Linked DNA regions of Homo sapiens: region 2 is linked to region 1. A link is a contact called in ENCODE Hi-C or POLR2A ChIA-PET data. All regions are on one chromosome and are shown on one strand. The core of a region is the stretch at or near the end of the contact, and the rest is flanking DNA. Distances in the headings are between cores, read along the strand shown.

Region 1 (3,401 bases), core at 316-2,815:
GGCCCCAGAGGACAGGATCCAGAAGCTTTGAGTGGAAGTCCCAGAAGGGCAGGTTTTGGCAAAATATGGGAACGATTTCCTTTGGTTAGTCCGGTAAATGAATTTGGGCTGTCTTGGCAGATACTGCACTTCCTTTGCTGAAGTGAACACTTATTGGGGGTGTGGCAAAGAGAATTAAAATGGATAACTATGCAGAAGCTAGATTAGGTGACTTCAAGGTGTTTTCTTTTTTCTTTTTTCTTTTTTTTTTTTTTTTTTGAGACAGAGTCTTGATCTGTCGCCCAGGCTGGAGGGCGGTGGCGTGATGTCGGCTCACTGCAACCTCTGCCTCCCAGGTTCAAGTGATTCTCCTGCCTCAGCCTCCCAAGTAGCAGGCATTACAGGTACCTGTCACCACACCCGGCTAATTTTTGTATTTTTAGTAGAGACGGGGTTTCACCATGTTGGCCAGACTGGTCTCGAACTGACCTCAGGTGATCCTCCCACCTCAGCCTCCCAAAGTGCTGGGGTTACAGGCGAGAGCCACTGCGCCCAGCAGACTTCAAGGTGTTTTCTAAGCCTGAGGTTCTGTGATTTTTATCATACAAAGAGGGAGATGAGAATGGAAGTTGGTATGATTGTTCATGTGTACCTTTTAATTTACTTATAATACGTGTGAATGGAAGGACCCATATCATAGGTGGACACTTCGTGCCCTTTGCAAAAGAGATCATCCATGTACCACCTGACCATGGGACAGAATGTCTGCCGCTCCCCAGAAGCCCCATCAGGCCCCTGCCAGGCGTTCCCTCCTGCAGAGGTAATCACTTTCACAGCTTCCATCACATAGATTCATTTTACCTGTTTTGTTGGTTGGTTGGTTTTTGAGAGATGGGGTCTCCCTATGTTGCCCAGGATGGCCTCGAACTCCTGACCTCAAATGAGCCTCCTGCCTCAGTTTCCCAAAGTGCTGGGATTACAGGTGTGAGCCACTGTGCCTAGCCCAATTTTGCCTGTTTTTAAACATTTATATAAATGGGACCATGCAGAGCATTCTCCCTTGGGTCTGGCTTCCTTGGCTCAACACCTGGTTTGTGGGGCCTCTCCACGTCAATGTGCGTGGTTATATATAGACGGGTTCCTCATGTTGCCCTGTGGTGGTCCACTCGTCTGGGTCTGTGGCCGACTGTGTCCCGCCGTCTATTCCCGTCCACACTCTGTGTGCTCAGACTGGTCTGTGGATGACCAGGCAGTCTGGTGGCTGTGGGCTTGCAGACCCCCGGGAGGGACAACCAGCTTCTAAGCCCACCCCCTTGTTCTTCCCACCTGGCAAGTGCGCAATGAAGAGTCCAGGGAAGGAGTGCCGAGCAGGTGGCTGACAGGCAGCCTGATGGACAAGAGGCCCGGGGTGCGAGCCAGGCGGACGCCCTGAGGCAGCATGTCAGGCAGCATTGCCACGGTGGAACAGGCCACTGCCGTTGCTTCCTGAGCTGCCCTGGAGACTGGAAAAGGCAGCTCATGCCTTTGGCCAGGTGCCTGACAGCCTTTTAGGGCAGTTCAGTCTTGGCAGGGCCCAGTTCTCCTCCCAGGGAGTGAAGACAAGGGGCTCCAGAGGGGCTGTGCTGGCCTATGTCACTGCCCGACATCCCAGCAGCCCACGTGGTTGGTGCCTTTGCCTTCCTGGGTGCCCCTTGCGGAGGCTAGGAAGCAGAGCGCTGGCATTCCACTTCTGGCCCTGCTGCGGGTTTGGAAAAGTCATTTGTGAATGTCTCAGTGCCTTCGACTCCTCTGAGTGCTAATCCAGTGTCCTGGTCTTGTGGAGGCCCTTGGTGGGTGGAGGGGGACAGGGCGGAGGCAGAAGCTGGCCTGGCCTAGCCTGGCCTGGCTGGTGCACGCCAGGGCTGGAGCCTGTTGCCTTATATGACAGTGGCTGGGATGGCCCCATGGCTTCTGCCTCCTCCTCTGAACCTGGTTGGAGTTCCGGGGAGGCCTTGCCAGGTGGGGTCAGGCCTCTTCTATGGGAGGGAGAGCCCACAGCCAGCCTCAGCCAGCCCCTCTGCTTGTGCCCTGCACAGTCTGGGTGGTGGTGGGGTGAGGCTTTTCTTTTTCTTCTCCATGGAATAAGTTCTCAGTCTGTAAAATAAAAAAATGGTCTCGCCCCGCCCCCTGCCCCCTCCTTGCTGTGTCCCAGTGGGAACTAAGAATGCAGGACGGGGTTTAAAAGGCGGGGAGGGCCATCAGGATGAAAGGCAGTGGGCAGGCGGGGACAGCAAGGGGGCTCGCCACTCACATGTGGGTTTCTTTTCATCCATGCACCCTCTTGGTGCTTCTTGTGGTGCTTTTCTTCATTTCTGGATAACAGCCCCATCCTGACCCACCCTGCCCGCCTCTTCCCTTCTGGAACCACCCCTGGCACTGCTTTGCCGGCCTGCCTGCTCCCCTCACCCCCGGGCCGGGCAGGCCCTCCTCGCCCGCTGTGAGTAAACGAGTAAACGAGCTCCCGCGCAGGCCTCAAGTTTTGGATTAATGAAGCCCAGATGCAGACTTCTGACTGGCTTTGAGTTCACTGTGGAGCAGCTCAGAGGGGCCATTGACCTCCCACTGTGTTCCCGGCCCAGCTGCTGCTGGGGCTCCCAAACAGCTGGAAAGCTGGCCCTGTCTGACAGGGAGGCGAAGGCCTGTGCGTGGGGGAGAACCTGAAGCTTGGGGCTCTGGGTGTGGGGCCACGGGGTGGCCTGCACCCACGGGGGTCTGTTGTAGGGGCCGTAGAGAGGGGATAAGGGGCTTCTGTTAGTTATCCCATGGTTCAGTCCGGGTGGGCGCTGCCTTTCCTCAGTGCTCAGTGTGGGGGAAGTGGGAAGTGTTGAGTGAGTACACAGTGGTGCTGCACAGGAGGGGGTTGAGGCTGAAGGGGCCCAGGGTCAGGGCACCCCCACGATGGTTCACATCAGGCCTTCACAGTCAGGCATGGAGGGGAATGGTTGGTCCCTCTCAGGGTTGCTAGACACGATGCACATATCACATGGGATAAACTTATGCCAGAAAAATTATTTTCGGTCGGGCTTGGTGGTACATGCCTGTGATCCCAGCTACTTGGGAGGCTGAGGCAGGAGAATCGCTTGAACCCAGGAGGCGGAGCTTGCAGTGAGCTGAGATGCCGCCACTGCACTCCAGCCTGGGAAACAGAGCAAGACTCCTGCTCAAAAAAAAAAAAAAAGAAAGAAAAAGAAAAAGTATTGGCTGGGCGCGGTGGCTCACACCAGTAATCCCAGCACTTTGGGAGGCTGAGGTGGGCAGAACACTCAGGCGGATCACCTGAGGTAGGGAGTTCAAGACCAGCCTGACCAACATGGAGAAACCCCGTCTCTACTAAAAATAAAAAAATTAGCTGGGCGTGGTAGCACATGCCTGAATCCCAGCTA
Region 2 (3,248 bases), core at 195-2,694, 44 kb before region 1:
CGTGGTCTAGAGAGAGCAAGCAAAGATGGTGGTCACAAAATGCGCAGGACGTAGGAGAATCCTACCCCAAACCCAGGCTCTCTGGGGATGACCAGGAGCTCAGGAACGGTGACAAAGTCCAGCCAACCCCCTATAAAATGACTTCTGAAGCACCTTCTACCAGAGGCCCTACAACCATATGAAACATTTCAACAACTCATTTTGCAAAGATCTGGAATCTTGTAGGTCAAGGTGATCTACCGGGTCAGTGGTCCCCAAGGCAGGGCTCATCTCCACACCAGCGCCGATTTTGAGAGCTCCTGTTAGGAGGAAGAGGCCCGAGGGGGTGGTGTGAATGGGCACACGGTCACAGCCACAGCCGCGTGGCTGGTCTGAGCACGCCCCCATCCCTGGAATCTGGGACACTTGCAGCTCACATGGTTTCTGAAGAATCCTCTATGGAACTCTTGTTTGGTATTTCCTTCCCAGAATGTCTTCATCCCGGGCCCCTTTCTGTTATTTTCCGGTCTTCTCAGGTGTCCCCTTTGTATCTGAAAAACATAAGGCAGAGCAGAAACGCCCTGTGTAACCAGATCGCGAGACGCTGGCCTCGTGGGGGTAATCGTGCCCGCCCCTTGCAGCTGGAGGAACCCGAGGCTAAGACACCCACTCCTGGCCTCACTCCTCACCTTTCCACACCCTTGGCAAATATTCCACTTTCCCCTGTGGTCAAATGGAAAGGGCAGACTGCACTGCCCCACCATGTTTTTTTGTTTGTTTGAGACGGAGTGTTGCCCTGTTGCCCAGGCTGGAGTGCAGTGGCATGATCTTGGCTCACTGCAACTTCCACCTCCCGGGTTCAAGCAATTCTCCTGCCTCAGCTTCCCGAGTAGCTGGGATTACAGGTACATGCCACCATGCCTGGCTAATTTTTGTATTTTTAGTAGAGACAGCGTTTCACCATGTTGGCCAGGCTGGTCTTGAACTCCTGACCTCGTGATCTACCCGCCTTTGCCTCCCAAAGTGCTGGGATTACAGGCGTGAGCCACTGCCTCCAGCCACCCGCCATGTGTTTTAAACACCATGAGGTGTGTTCACGCAACATTCAAGAAGAGCAGGTGATTCTGATGCTAGCCTGGGTTCTTTTCCTTCTGACAGATCATGCACTGAGGGCTTGAAAAGCACATTTGTCTCTAGCGTTACAGATATGCTTCCCAACAGCCAGTGAAGCTGGGTAGTGACAGCCTCCCGCGGTGTCACCGAGACAAGTGTGCTGGCACAGAGGCCTCCCCTAACCTCAGCCCTCTGCCTCCCAGCTCCCCGCCAGCCCAACAGCTCTCCTTCCTGCGCAGTGGCCTCCTGAACATCCTCTACCTGCACATGCCTGACTGCCCGGTATCCCTGCTCCAGTGGCTGTTCCAGGTGAGGACCGCAGGCCTGCCACTAGGTGGCGGGAGCGCTGCAGTCTGGTGGCCCGGCAGGCCCACAGGCTGAGGGGTGGGCACTTCACCTCTTCTTGCCTTAGGTGCTGCTTGGCTGGGCTCAGGCTGGGAGGAGGGAGGAGAGCTGATTGGGCATCGATCCCCACAATGGTGCTAAGAATGCCAAGGCCAGGGAGGTGCAGGGGGTTCGCCTGTGGTCTCCCAGAGCGGCGAGCGCTGGGAGCCTCTGCTTCCCCCGAAGGTGTGTGTCTCTGGGTGCTGCCTGTGCCCTCACGTGGCTTTCCTGAGGGACCTGGTGTACCCAGTGGACTTACGGTCTAACCTCTCAGTGAATCGGTCCAAGCCCCTCAACAAGTGCTTCCTATGCAACAAAGCTAATTTCTTCACCAGCGATCACAGGTCCCTCATCCCATACGCAGCGGGAGGGCCGTTCAGGGCCCACGGCAATCCTGCAGTGCCTGGTTTGGATCCCTCGTGAATTTGGAGCCGAGGGTGCTTGGGCGTTTGAGCGTGTGCTTCCTGTGTGCAGTTGTAGCTTGGCTGGGAAAACCTGGAACGGCTGCTCTGGCTGTGCTGTTTTTTCCCTCCTGGTTGCTGCTAGAGCGTTTTGCCATAGGGGAACATACATTTTGCCCAGGGCTTGACACCTTTGCACAGAGAGAGGCAGTGAGAAGCCAGCAGGGACAGGAGCCAACCGCTGTGATCTGAATGCCAGGCATAAGGATGCCGTCCTGGCCTTGGTCCCCACCCAGAATCGTCCCTGTCTGGGGACAGGTGGGTCACAAGTTCCAGCTGGTCCCATTCCTGCCAGTTGGAGCCTGGACCCCAGCTGTAAATCAGAGCCATCATGTGGGGCGGATTATTCCAGGAACTGCTTGGCCTCGGCAGGCTGGCTGCAGTCCAGAGAGAGCCCTCCAGCTCTCCCTTCGTGCTCTGGGTCCTTCACCTTGCTCCTCCTTACCCCGGAGGAGGAAGACATGCAGCTTCTGGGGCCCTGGTATGTAGCTGCTAACCTTGTCAGCCCCCAATCCCCCACCCAAGGCCCAGAAGGAGCAGTGGGTGAGTAATGGGGAACAGTGGGGCCATTATTCCCCACGCTGGCGGTGCAGCCCCTGCTCCTTGCACAGTGTGTGACGGAACACACAATCGAGCATTGGGAGGCACAAAGGACCCATCTGAGACGGCACCCACAGAGGGGCCCTGCGTCACCCTGACACTGGCGTGGAGTGCCTTCCCGGGGGCGTGTCGGTTTCTTCCAGGTTCAGAGACCCCCATCCTGGGAGGCACAGACGAGCCTTCCCCTGCCTCTTTCCCCGTCTCCATCATGCTGCGAGGGGGCTGGAGGGGAGAGGAGTGCAGGACCCAGCCCTGAGGTCAGACAGACAGACTTGGTGTGAGTTCTGGCCCTGCCACCTACTCCTGTGTCGCTACAGACAGGTTTCTTAGCATCAGCTCTGTGCCTCGGAGCCAGGCCTGATGGGCCCATGTGGAGTTAAGTGGGACATCCGTGAGCTGCCTTGTCCTTGTGCCCCCACAGAGCTCTGCTCTGGGCCTGGGTGTCCTCTGTGAGGCACGCTGTTAGTGCAGAGTTCCAGTTCACATTCTGCAGGAAGGAGAGACAAAAGCTCCCATCCCCCATGGCTGAATCCAGATCCATGAAAGGGGTGCACTGGCTTTGGGGGGCCTTCTGGGCAGTGTCCTCAGGGGACTTAGAACCTCGAGCAGTTACTGGGGACTGTGGTTGTGGGAGGCAGAAACCCATGGGGGCTCCCTTCTGCAGGTGCGAGGGTGGTTCCTGAGGTCCCAGGGTAGGGGCATGCTGGGCCC

What was found. Hi-C counts contacts between places; a loop is a spot of excess contacts on that map. ChIA-PET counts read pairs that join two places held with the same protein, here RNA polymerase II (POLR2A). Pooled maps may share reads with other maps.
Region 2: a loop to region 1 is called in a map of prostate gland, with 5 times the contacts of the local background. The contact joins two enhancer-like sites. A Hi-C loop is called at or near these places in 41 of 168 maps with a recorded cell type or tissue (CD4-positive, alpha-beta memory T cell, CD8-positive, alpha-beta T cell, Caco-2 and 22 more) and 33 of 50 pooled maps. POLR2A ChIA-PET finds 5 or more read pairs at or near these places in 11 of 52 experiments (CD4-positive, alpha-beta T cell, CD4-positive, alpha-beta memory T cell, H1 and 7 more).

Annotation. Positions count from the first base shown.
Region 1 is chr2:96,906,000-96,909,400 of GRCh38, reverse strand. All of the region lies in intron 12 of FAM178B (family with sequence similarity 178 member B), which reads left to right. Among named protein-coding and RNA genes, the nearest start is that of SEMA4C, 38 kb to the right of the region's middle. RefSeq lists an enhancer at 2,134-2,729. Within about 2 kb of position 1,565, at least 23 of the 41 ENCODE cell types and tissues checked have a DNase peak (open chromatin) inside an H3K27ac peak, as active enhancers do; they include dorsolateral prefrontal cortex, ovary, prostate gland and 3 more, where a contact is called at or near this core.
Region 2 is chr2:96,949,532-96,952,779 of GRCh38, reverse strand. FAM178B (family with sequence similarity 178 member B) reads left to right here. Exons shown (of 17, transcript NM_001122646.3): 7 at 1,296-1,401. Among named protein-coding and RNA genes, the nearest start is that of FAM178B, 35 kb to the left of the region's middle. RefSeq lists enhancers at 1,477-2,116, 2,117-2,758. Within about 2 kb of position 1,444, at least 8 of the 41 ENCODE cell types and tissues checked have a DNase peak (open chromatin) inside an H3K27ac peak, as active enhancers do; they include dorsolateral prefrontal cortex, ovary, prostate gland and 3 more, where a contact is called at or near this core.